2 separate regions of the Mus musculus genome follow, and region 2 is linked to region 1. Evidence: chromatin contacts called from ENCODE Hi-C or POLR2A ChIA-PET data. All regions are on one chromosome and are shown on one strand. The core of a region is the stretch at or near the end of the contact, and the rest is flanking DNA. Distances in the headings are between cores, read along the strand shown. Region 1 holds the start of Tmem183a (transmembrane protein 183A). Region 2 holds the start of Kdm5b (lysine (K)-specific demethylase 5B).

The links. A loop is a pair of places that touch in the nucleus more often than their neighbours do. ChIA-PET counts read pairs that join two places held with the same protein, here RNA polymerase II (POLR2A).
Region 2: a loop to region 1 is called in a map of heart, with 2.8 times the contacts of the local background. The contact joins the promoter of Kdm5b here to the promoter of Tmem183a in region 1. A Hi-C loop is called at or near these places in 1 of 37 maps with a recorded cell type or tissue (heart). POLR2A ChIA-PET finds 5 or more read pairs at or near these places in 2 of 5 experiments (Patski and embryonic stem cell).

The regions. Positions count from the first base shown.
Region 1 is chr1:134,357,614-134,364,136 of GRCm38, forward strand. Tmem183a (transmembrane protein 183A) reads right to left here and starts at 4,386. Exons shown (of 8, transcript NM_020588.2): 1 at 4,149-4,386; 2 at 3,921-4,010; 3 at 3,144-3,311. The coding sequence starts at 4,257.
Region 2 is chr1:134,557,846-134,564,326 of GRCm38, forward strand. Kdm5b (lysine (K)-specific demethylase 5B) reads left to right here and starts at 2,333. Exons shown (of 27, transcript NM_152895.2): 1 at 2,333-2,697. The coding sequence starts at 2,494. It also overlaps a transcript of Mgat4e not described here.

The sequences.
Region 1 (6,523 bases), core at 3,136-5,635:
GGTGGTGCCACTTACAGTGGGCTGGGCCCTCCCATATTAATCATTAACCAAGAAAACACAGCACACACTTGCCCGCAGCACAATCTGGTAGGGCATTTTCTCAACTGGGATTCTCTCTTGCCAGATAACTCTACCTGTGTCAAGCTAACAAAAAAAAAACAAATAAAACAAAACAAACAAAAACCCAGGACACTACTTACACGTGATACACAAACACACATGCAGGCAAAACACCCACACACACAAAATAAAAATAAATAAACCTCAAAACCCATTTTTTTAGTTTTTTTAAAAAGGTATATTAAAAAGAACAATGAAACTAAATAACCTTAACAACAGAAAAGGTAAATTATAGCATATATTCACAATCAACACTCTACACATGTTCTAGTTTTCATTTTTATTATTTGTATGTTTGTTTTGAGGCAGAGTCTCAGGTAGGTCAGGCTTGCCAACTTGATAGTACACCTTGAACATCTTATCTTCCTGTCTCCACCTACTAAATTCTGGGGTTGTAGGTATATGACACCATGTTGGCTTTATGTAGTTGGGATCAAACCTATGTCTCAGCTGAGCTACACAAGCATCAACCTTTGCCACATTCTAGTTATCTTGTACTTCAGTCCCTACTTGATAATGTAGCCTTCCTGTCTCTTCCTCCTGCTTCAGACCTAATTACTGTTTATTGTCTTGAGTCCTAAGGTTCACTACATATCTCAGATTAGAATAACAACACATACGCCAGAAAGCCACCATCTTAAATAATCATTTATCTCTGAGGCAGATCTCACTTTGAAGCCCGGGCTATCTTGAAACTTGCTATGTAGACCATGCTGGCCTTAAACTGCCTACCTTTGTCTCCCAAGTGCTAGGATTAAAGTCAAGCACCATCACACCGGGCTCATCGGGACTTTTACAAAGCTGACTAAAGCTAAAGGTTGTATGTCTCAGGGATAGGGAGATGGCGCAACACTACACAACTTGAAAAAGGCAGGCATGTGTGTGTCTGCATCGCTTGCATAGCTGCTCCCAAGAACAGAAGAGAGCACTGGCTCCACTAGAAGGAAAGGTACAGATGACGTAAGCCTCCATGTGGGTGATGGGTCCACAGGGGTCTTCTGAAGGGCAGCCAGTGCTCTTAACCATGGAGGGATCTCTGGAACATTCCGGGTCTGTTGGATTTTTAGCTCTTCAGACAGGGTCTAATGTAACTCAGATTAGCCTCCAACATGTAGCTAACCTTGGCCCTGGACTCCTGGTCCGCCTCCACCTCCTGAGATTACTTGCTGGCTAACAATAGTATTTTTGAAAACTATCTCTCTTTTGAGGGTATGACACTAAAACATTATAGAGATAATGATATATAGAAATTGCTCAAAATTGAAACATAAATAGTAATGAATTTATAGCTGTTGCATAGTGGTTATAACGACTTCATTAAAAACTAAAGGATAGGGACAACCAGACGGCTTTGCAGATAACAGTGCTTGCAGCCAAACCTGACTGAGTTTACTCCCTGGAACTCCAATGATGGAAGGAGATAACTATCACACTGTCCTCTGATCTCCACCTTTACACCCAGGTATGCTCAACTCTGTTATCCTACCCCCTATACACACACAGTCAAAATAAACAGATAGACAAAGAAATTTTAAAATTATTTTTAAGAGAAAATAATCAAAGTAGATGTACCTTAATAGAGAGAAAATAAAGCAAAATAAAAGAGAAATGATGTTCAAGAGTGTACATGCCACAAATCACTTGTCTAGTAAGTGATTAGATCCTGACTATGTGAAGGGAGTCTTATAATGCAATATTTTAATTTAAAATGAAGAAGCAAAGAAAAGCCAGGCATAGTGACACACTCCTTTAATCCTAGAACTCAGGAGGCAGAGGCAGGCAGATCCCTGAGTTCAAGGCCAGCCTGGTCAGTTCTAGCACAACCAGGGCTACACAGAGAAACCCTGTCTCGGAGGGAAAAATGTTCCTATGCTACTGTTAGAAACACCAAATGGCACAGCCACTTCACTGATTCCTCAAAAACTTACACACAGATTGCCATACAATCCAGAAATTTCATGCACTCATTACCTACTAGAAATGAAAGCATTTACCCAGGCAAGACTTATCCCTGAAGTCATAACACAAAGTAGTCAAGTAAAAGGCAATAAAAGCTGGTACACATGCCATATGGATGAACCTTAAATACTTTTAAGCCATATGAAAGAAATTAGACCAGAAAAAGTACGTTATATCTTAAGACCCAGCATCTGGGAGGCAAAGGCAGGCATATCTCCGTGGATTTGAGACCTACAAACCAGACTGGTCTACAAAGCAGTTCCAGGATAGCCAGGGCTGTTACATGAAGAAACCCTATCTCAAGGAAAAAAAAAAAAAAAAAGAAGAAAGAAAGAAAAGAAAGGAGAAGGAAAGAAAAGAAGCGAAGAGAAGAGAATATTGTCTTGAAAAGCCAAGATGGTTTAGAAGTTGTTGCCCTTGCAAAAGACCTGGGTGTGGTGGGTCTCAGAACCCAAATCAGAGTTCACAACCATCCATCCAACCATCCAACTCACAGCTCCAGTGACAGATCTAACGACCCCTTCTGACCTGAGGGTGCCAGGCATACAAGTGAAGCACACACATACATGCAGACACTCATATTCAGTTCCTCAAAAAAAAAAAAAAAAAGTAAATAAACAAAACTTAAAACGTTAAGTCGGAAATTTTCTGGAAAATGTGTACACACACGCACACACATATAATATGTATGTATACATCCCTAACAGAATTTTAAAAAGTGTAACTAATGTTGCTGTTAATTTTTGTATCATGGAAAAGAAGGTTATGGGGCTGGAGAGAAAGCTCAGCAATTAAGAGCACTGATTGCTCTTCCAGAGGTCCTGAGTTCAATTCCCAGCAACCACATGGTGGCTCACAATCATCTGTAATGGGATCTGATGACCTCTTCTGGTGTGTCTGAAGACAGCAATGGTGTACTCACACAGACTAAATAAATCTTTAAAAAAAAAAAAAAAAGGTTATCACCGACAATCACTAGTTCCTTGTAGATCTCCCCTCACATTGAAGAGCGACAGCATCCATCACCACAGACAGAGCTCAGTGCTCAGGAAAGCAACCCGTACCTTTATGTCTCTTGCTCTTCTTTTTTCTGGAGACTGATCTTTCCTGAGTGCTTTCTTCCTGGGCATCCATCTCATCACTGCTGTCCAGGATGTCACATGGCTCACCCACCCCGGAAAGAGCCTCCTCGGCAGGAACCTGGGACGCTTCCAAGCCACAAAGAGATTTTACTAGGAGGAAACAAGGAGAGAATGAAACGCACTTGGTCCCATCTGCAAAAATCTTGAAAGCAAGACAAACATAACAAAAAAAAAAACAAAAAACCCAATATGCCAAAGAAATGGAAGTCAACTGCATGGTAAAATATGCACAAACTACCAAAAAAAAAAAGGGGGGGGGGACTGGTATCAAGGAGTGGCAGTGGAAATTAACGAGTACAAAAAGTTGTGTGGGATTTTGTTCTTGTTTTGGTTTGGTGGTTCTTCTGAGACAGGACCTCACACTTGCTAGGTAAACCAGGCTAGCCTTAAACTCACAGAGATCCACCTGTCTCTGCCTCCCCAATGCTGAGATTAAAGGAATGCCCACCGCAGCTGGTCACAAAGTTGGTTTTAACTCAAAGAGGAAACAAAACCATTTCGGCTCCGGAACCTGCTGATCCTGGCTACACACACCCATCCCATCCAGGATACGAAACGAGAAAGTAAACAGTGGGAAGAGCAAACACGTTCATGACCCAAAGGTCAGTAGAAAAAACACCGGGACGCAATTCCAGGTAAATACAACACCCAATGCTGTCTCTTAAAAGCTTGGGCCTAAAAAGACCCACGAAAGCCTACCTTCCTGCTGAATAGCGTTGGCCACGGCTTTCTTGACCCGTCCAGACCTCACCACCGCCGGATCCGAGTTGGCATAGTCCGCCACGGTCACTGAAACAGAGCAAAGCGCCAAGGCCTCCTCAGACTCGAGGCAAAGTCTCCGCCACCGCTCCCCGCCGGGTCCCGCCGCGCCCGCCCCGGCCGCCCAGCCCGCCTTGGCCGCCCAGCCCGGCCCCGCCCCTCGCCCACCTCGGCCCGAGCAGGCGTCGTGGGCCCGGAACTTGAGCCGCTTTCCTCTCTTGGGCATGGTGACGGTGTCCCGATGAGGCCCGCCTAGCTGGCCGGAGCCCCGGGCCATGTCTCGGCCCCGAGAGCCGGCTCCCGGAGCCGCAGAGCACCTCCACCCGGCTCTGCGGCCATCCCCGCACCGAGGCCGCGGCTATCGCGAGGACTTCGGCGAGGGCTCTGGGTCCCGTTGATTGCCGACGCCCCTCTCGGGGAGCCAATCGCCTCCGGGGCCCGGTGACGTCATCACCCGGCGCCCTCAGCCGCAGCGGAGGCCAGGTTCCCAAAGCGGAGCGGGCTGTAGGACGGGGAGTGCGTTGTCACCGTCTTCATCACCGTCTTCTCTGGGGCGTTTGGTCCTCCAGACCGCGTTCTTTAGAACTAATAATTTACATCGTGGTCCACTTCAGCATCTAGATTGCATATATCTTGTTTTCGTCATTCTCTCTTTCCCACTTACGTCAAGTAACCTGAACGTAAATATCAAAGCGGTCGCTATAATTTTGCTTACAAAGGCTTTGAAATTCTCTCTGCAGATCAGTGGCTAACTCCTGTAATCCCAACACAGAGAAAGGATCAGAAGGTGAGAGTCATCCTCGGTTCGTAGCCAGCTGGGCTACAAGAGATGCTGCCTGAAAAATGAGTAAATGTCTGAATTCTCAAAGTAGAAGAGATTCTTAAAAGGTTTCCCATCACCATCATCCGAGCAAATTCTAGAAGGATAGATGAGAACATATAATTCCTTTGTATTAAAAGAGAAGTCCCGTGTTGTGTCTTTTTTTCTTCTAATTCCCTTTCAGCTCCCAAAGTGTTAACAGTCCCTGGCTTAAGAAACAGTCCTTTTGACCCAGGCAACCCAACTGGCTAGATCTACTCAGAGAGTGCCCTATAAGACACCTCAAAGGGGTCTCCATTTTATTCTACCTAGTACTGTGCACAGAAGTTCATAAAGAGCAAACCACATAACTTACTAGAATTATGAAACAGTCTACCACCAGGGATCATAGAATAAGGCTTGGATCACTTGGGAATGATAACTGAAACAACATAATTGGTTATAATCATGCTCTAATTTATCTAGAATTATAACAGGAAGCAAAGGTCTAACAGCCTATAATTGTTCTAAATAATTTTCCATGTATACATAATTAATGTCTGTAGTTGAGTTCAAAATACAGCTGGTCAGCACAGAGCCTTCTCATCTCACGTTACCAGTAAAAATTTAATGAGGCTTTCATGCATGTAGATCTCTGCTCATGTGACACTCTTTAATACTCACACCCAGGAGTCCAAAGGGAATCAAAGATGCAAGAGACTCAGGCCCTATTAATAAACCACTAACTGCTTTAAAAACATAAGGATTTTAGCTGAAATGTTCTCTCATTTTAATCCTTTGGAATGAAAAACATGCTAGTTACACCAAAAAAATTTCTCTTTCAAATTTTGATTGAAAAAAATCTTAAACAAGATTTCTTGGAGTATTTAGCCAATTTAGAGGAACAAAGAACCCATACGTCTTTTATTCCTCATTTCAATAAAAAGTAACAAGTGGAGGCCTAGGAAATGCTTACTCTAGAAAGTGCTTGCCAAAAAAAAAAAAAAAAATGCTTGGCAAGACTTTATCATCTCTCAACCTCCACATAAAAGTCAAGAGTTGTGGGGTTAGAATGGTGGCGATGGGGACTCACTGGGGATGTGGGCACAGGCTATTCCCTAGGGCTCACTGGCCAGCGCACACACACACACACACACACACACACACACACACACACACTTGAGCAACGAACTTTCAATTGGTTGCATTAATGATCAGACCCAATTTTACAGGTTCTTTCTCAAAAGATAAACAGAAAAGTTACCTAATTTACCATTGTATTTAAATAGAAGTTATTTAACCTAACTAACGGGAGAAATTGGTCTTTCTCAAACAAGTGGGAAATGTAAGGACAATATGTGAATAGTGAAAGAATTAATATGTCCACTATACTCCTGCATTACATTGTAACTTTACTTTGTGCTAATAGTAAATATTATCGTGTGTGTTTGTTTTAAGAGCCTTTCTTTAAAGCCTATCCTGGTTTTTATGGAATCTTTGGTCAGTGCAACATCCTATTGGAGACAATCCAGTAACATGAAAATGAAAAGAAGTACAGGTTGTTCTCTTCAGCGTCCTACTTTTCAAGAGAAAGCATATAGCCAGGAGTGGTGGCACAGGCCTTCAATCCTAGCCCTCAGCAGGCAGAGGCAAGGGACATCTGTGAGTTTGAGGAAACCTGACCTACCACAGCAAGTCTCAAGCTAGAACTTAACAAGAGCTTTCTCAAAAGTAAAAATACATT
Region 2 (6,481 bases), core at 1,083-3,582, 200 kb after region 1:
CACCTCCGAGTTAGAAGCCAGCCAATATGTGAGTTTCAGGCTAGTCAGAGCTACATAGTGAAACCTTGACTCAAAAATGTGGTAAATTCTATACTTCTTCCCTAGGTTTCCCACGATTTTATAACCTGCTGTATCACCTCATTTTACAATGATTTTTTTTTAATGAACAGATTATTGTCTAAGACAATATTATTGTCTTATTTTATTATTATTTAAGACAATATATGTCTTATTCAGGCTCCAAATCCCTGTAGAGCTAAGAAAAGTTTTGCCTTCTTCAAGAATTGCTGAACTGTTTTAGAGGCCAGGTACTTCGATAGAGCTTATTAAAGACTGGGGCTTTTCTCCCCTTCACTGAAAAATGTTTTGTATTTTTTATATTTAAAAAAATTTTTTAAATGTGTGTTGAGCTGAAGGGGTCTGCAACCCTATAGGTGGAACAATATGAACTAACCAGTACCCCCAGAGCTCATGTCTCTAGCTGCATATATATCAGAAGATGACCTAGTTGGCCATCATTGGGAAAAGAGGCCCCTTGGTCTTGCAAACTTTATATGCCCCAGTACAGGGGAATGCCAGGGCCAAGAAGTGGGAGTGGGTGGGTAGGGGAGCAGGGCGGGGGAGGGTATAGGGGACTTTTGGGATAGCATTTGAAATGTAAATGAGGAAAATAATAAAAAAATAAAAAAAATGTGTGTGTTGCTTGTAGGGGCCAGGAGAGACATCAGAGCCTCTGAGGCTGGGGGTGAAGAGGCAGTTGGGAGCTGATGGGCATTGATCTGGAAACTAAGTTTACATCCTCTAAGGCGGAAGCAAATGCCCTTAATCTGCTGAGCCGGCTCTCTCTGTCTTTGATGCGGAAGCTCATTATGCAGGTCTGGCTGGCCTGGAACTTTGTGTAGGATTAAAGGTGTGCGCCACCACATCTAACTTCTAACTCTTTCCATTTTTAAGCTGAAGAACCATGGTCTCTGTGTGATAGGATATATCTGTAATCCCAGCGTTTAAGAGGTAGAGGCAGGAGGATGATCAGGAGATCAGAGTCATCTTTGGCTATGTAGAGAGTTCCAGGCCAGCCTAGGTCACATTAGTCCTATTAAAATCTAAACCCAGAGGCTGAGTGATGGTCTATTCTGAAGGGAGGGCTGTGGAGCCACTGATCCTTCCTTATACAGTGGCAGGCAGTCTTTCCACGAGTTTGGTTGCTTTCTAGATTAAAGAAATCGCCGGGCGGTGGTGGCACACGCCTTTAATCCCAGCACTTGGGAGGCAGAGGCAGGTGGATCTCTGAGTTCGAGGCCAGCCTGGTCTACAAAGTGAGTTCCAGGACAGCCAAGACTATACAGAGAAACCCTGTCTCGAAAAAACAAAACAAAAAAAAAAAAAAAGAAATTATGTTTGTGTTCAAGTTCTACTTATGACCTGACTTTTTCTGGGGCCATCCCCCATCTTTGGATTTCATGGTTACTTAACCTCTCAGCTCTTCCATTGCTTCCTCTGAAACACTCTGATCTCTTTCTTTCCTTCAGACCTGTTGTACCTTTTAGCCTGTTGAAAATCTTTGTAGCAGAGACATCTCAGGCTCAGCCTGTTCAGGGGTGAATACATCTTCCCTAGAACATGCTCATGGATGCTTGTCCCAGGGATGCCATCTGTCAGACCCTTAGTACGCTATTCTTCTGGTCCCGTCCTAGTCTAACTTTTATTTCCTACAATTTCACTTTAACCTATAGCGCTGCTGAATTTATTTAGGCCCCATCATTCCTTGATTGGATTATTTCAAGATGCTTTTGCTCAAGTCCAACCTTGTATATGTGTAGATTTCTGTGCAACAACCCTACTTTCCAGTAAATAGACTGAACTGTTGGATTTGGTCAAATGCTTAATCCCCTCACAGACTAAACAATCCCGAAAAGCACTTGCACTTTACACAGTGTCTAGGATAAGCAAGTGCTCGAAGAGTTATTGCTCTCCTCATTACTCTATGTGTCTGTCCTTGCTGCTCCTTGTGTTCAAGGTGTTTTCTCTACCTGGAGAATCCTCCAATTTCAGTACTCTGCTTCTCGGGTTTTACTAAGCAAATCTTTCGTGCCAAAATATATGACGTGATTGATGGATTGTAACTCTGTTCTCCCTACTAGACTGTTAACTTCTTGAGAGGAAGAATTCTGAAACTTCAGAGGTTAACTGAAGCATTAAGGATAAACATCCCAGGCGGAAGGCCCCTGCCCCTCCCGGCTAGGGGGCGGGGCGAGACCTGGCTCGGGGTGGCAGCAGGGACTTTTTTCCTCGCCGTGGCGGCGGAGGAGCACTGCGTGGGGTAGCGGCAAGACGTCGTCGGAGGAAGGCTGAAAAAGCCCTAGGTGTTGCCGTTGCTAGTAGAAGTCGGACCTGTCGCCCGAGCTGTGCGTCTGCACGGGTTTCGGACGGAGCGGAGCTCGCTGCCGCGGTTGCGGAGCCTGCCCTGTGCTCGCCCCTGCCCAGGTCGCGGTGATGGAGCCGGCCACCACGCTGCCCCCAGGCCCGCGCCCGGCGCTGCCCCTCGGGGGCCCGGGCCCGCTGGGAGAGTTCCTGCCTCCCCCCGAGTGTCCGGTCTTCGAGCCGAGCTGGGAAGAGTTCGCGGACCCCTTCGCTTTCATCCACAAGATCCGGCCCATAGCCGAGCAGACTGGGATCTGTAAGGTGCGGCCGCCGCCGGTGAGTCAGCCAGCACCCCGGATCCTGCTCGCGGCTGGGGGAGGGAGCGAGGACGCGCGGCCCGGGAGGCCGGAGGCGCGGGGGCGGGGAGCGGTCGTCCCGCGGGCCCGGTCAAGTTTGGGGTGGCTCCGAGGGTCGGAGATGCGGCGGTGGGAGGAAGGCGCGGGGGCCCCCGTCCCGGGTGGGATGTGGGCCGTGAGGACCGCGGGCTCCGGCGGGGCGGCCGGAGGGGGCTAGGTCGGTGCGGCTCCGGGGGCTGGTGCGCTGCACCGCCCGGCAGCGGTGCGGGCTGGAGTGGTTGGCAGCCGCCGGGGTGGTCGCTGGGGAGTCCTCCCGAGCCCGGCTGAGACGCGGGCGCGGAGGCAGGGCTCTGGGCCCGCACGGCTCCGTGGCTGGTCCTCGCCTCCTTCTCGGGGTGCGGGGGTGTGTGATGGGTGGGGGTGGGGGACTTGCGAGTTGTCGTGTGAGGAGGAAAGTTTTCAATATGGCGGCGGGAGCCCCTGGTCCTTTGTGTGGTGGCGGCGTCGGCCCGAAGCTGCCCTCACCTGAGCGCCCCACCCTCCGGACCCGGGTCCCCCACCACCACCTGGTCCCTCGGCCTCTGGGAGTCCCCAGGGCGAGCTGGGCCAGGGGGCGGCCGGCGCTACTGGGGGAGGGGAGGAGCCGCTGGGCCGGTCTGGAGCGGCTGGTTGAGTGGTGGTGGGGGTGCAAGGGTCGGGGTGGGGGGACGACACTTTGAGGATGGTGGGGGCAGGCCAAGCGGCGGGGGCCCTGATGCTCGCAGGTCCTGGCGGACGCTCCCACACGGACTTGGGGCCGGACTGCTTTGCTCCCGGCGCGGGGGGGGGGGGGAGGCCTGGCTGGGGCTGAGGTGGAGAGGCTGTGCTTGTAGGGGAGATGTCAGACGAGCTCTTGGAGATTTCATCCTGGTCCCTAGCTTTCCCTACTCGGCCTTCCCGGCGGGGGCTCTAGCGCCTCGAGCTTGGGGGGCTCTGAGGGGTGGGGTGTCCCCAAGACGGCCCTAACGGCTGCAACGTCCGCGGAGAGCCCGGCCCACTCCTTCCCCGTCCCCGTCCCCCTCCCCGTACCCCCTCCCCCCGCAGCCGGAACTGGATGCGCTGCGACACCCCAGGTTTTTCGCCTACCTTTTGGGATGACCTGAGTCTGAGTTGGCCTAAACGACCGTTGGACCGGCCGGGTCGGTTGGAAAGGTTTAACTGCCTTGCCTACCGTTTAAGAATTTTCTATCTTTCCCTGCTCTCAAGTGAAAAAGACCCCCCCCCACGCCTTTTACCCCTTTCTCCCTTAAACTTGCTCTATGTAATGGCATTTTGATTTAGGGGATTGTGTACGTAGACGTTCTAGAAAAGATGTTTGCGAGAGATCCCTGAATAAAGCCTTATCCTTTCACTACCCCCACGAAAGAAAAATTAAAACACAGATACCATATTTTAGTTGCTCTTGGACAACTTTGAAAGCAGAAATGAAATGCCTCAGAAAATAACTGGCCAGGTCAGCTAGTATGGGGGGAAATGTTTGGAAATAGATTCATTTCTTCTGGTGAAATGGACAGAGGCGATGGAAGGTTTCTTTTACTGTAGAGGCCTGCAGAAGTTACACCCTTGCCTGGTTAGACCTAGGGTTTTGATTCTGAAATGTGGACCACGTTTCAAACATTGAGCGATTTAGCTTTATCTTAATGTACCAGGAAAGATGAATGTGACTGTTGCATGCTTGCATTAATGGGATTTTTATCTAGAAATTAGGAAACTTGACAAAGTTATTAGAAACCAAAATCTAAGAGGAGTTAGGATCCTGTGAGTTGCCCTCCATGTTGGCATTGTGGCGCACTAGGACTGGGTAGGTCCTTTTTCTTACCGACTTTGCCTTTTATAGAGCTATTTTCTTCGAAAAATAGTTGCTTTGGTTAGGTTTGGCTACCCATTTCCTCATGTGGGCTAGCAGCTTAATGGCAGCCTTTAGGATTTGTGCATTTGTTTTGCTTTTTCCCATTCTGAATTGTCACACATGATGGCCACCATTTTCTATTGAGACTACTATATACTACAGCCTGAGAGGAGAAGGGGTAAAGAGGAAGAAATAATGTACAAACATAACTGTTTTGGAGCCTCCTTTGTGTGAAGGGGACTTGCTTCCTCCTTTGTTTAACAAACTCCTGTGTCAGTGTGGAAGAGTTTGCCAGTATTTGCTGTTGATAGAACCACAAAAAGAAAACCCAGAAGTTGTAGCTCTTGAACAGAGGGGTCCTGGAACAAAGGCTTCTTAAGAGACCATAAACAGTCTTTGTTTGGGAAATGTTTTGTGTTAGGAAAGCTGGAACAAGTGGTTTCATATAGTTGAAATGTGGCAACAAAAAAAAACCTCTAAGAAATAAGAAATATTTTTTTATGGTGCAGTCTTTTTTTATAATTCCTCTATCTAAATTTCTGTTCATTGAGATTTTGGAACTCTAATGGCAAAATTTGAATGATTTGGAGGTTGTGGTATACTTTTAGGGGGAGAATTATAAAAGCGTTTCTATTTCCTTTTGTTCTTAGCTTTAATTTTTAATTAATAGTACTTGAATAGCATTGGTCTGTACCTAGTGAGGGTCTTAAGCTTCTTTGCTTTTAAAGCTTAGGGTGTTTACATTATTTTGTGTATGAGTACATAAGAGTTAACAGAAATTTGTGGAAATACAAAACAGCAAGGTAGCTGATGAAATGATGAGTCAAGACTGTATGCAAACCAAGTTTAAGACAGTAGCCAGAAGAGTGAGGAGAGCTAGACGTACTTTCCGAGGTGAGACATTGACTTAATTTTACTTGTTTTTTATTTTCTATAAAATGCAAGTATTAAATGTTTAAGTACAAATGTTATTTTCACTGTGTAGTATTTGGCTGCTAAGTAGATATTTTCTTGATTTTTTTTTTTTTCCAATGTGATAGAAGTGTGCGATAGCGTTCAGATACCTAACAGCTGCAGTTAGGCAGAGTCCACAAAATTCTCCTTCCTTAAAGGAATGACCAAAAGTCAGATTTAAATCAAGCCCCAGATGGCACAATAAAGACTTTTTTTTTTTTAAGTTTTTAACTTCTTTTGGTTGTTTTGAATCCTCATCTCCATCTTTATAGCCATTACATATAAGACTGTTGGAATGAAGTTGGCATCTTGGAGTGAGTGAGCTTGTTAATTCCACTTGGAGAACAAGGAGGAACTTAAAATACACTTTGTAAGAAATGCTAATTACAACATTGCTTGAGGGGTAGGAGCGTGTCTCATTTGGCTGAATCCTTGAACTCAGGCCTGCTGGGGTTAAAGGTGTGTGCTGGGGTTAAAGGTGTGTGCCACCACACCTACCTCTTTTTTTGGGGGGGCGGTGTCAAATGTGGAACCCTGCCTGTCCTGGAACCCTATCTATAGACCTGGCTGGCCTTGAACTCTGAGATCCACCTGCCTCTGCCTCCCTAGTGCTGGGATTAAAGGTGTGTGCCACCACTGTTCAGCATTTTGTTTTGGCTTTGCGTTTTGTTTGTGTACATTTGCATACATGTGTGCATAATATACTGCAGTGCACCTGTTGAGGTCAGAAGACAGTTTGTAGATGTAGAACTCTGGACTGTCATTTGGGTTCTGTAATCAAATTCATGAACTTGCTTATTTAATTTGGAGGGCAGTAAAAGTCAAGGATGTTTGGAGTACAGGAGTGGGTAGGCAAAAGTTTGCTAAAATGGCAACTTATTTTTAGAGTGTTTAAAATATATATTAAATACATAGATATGCA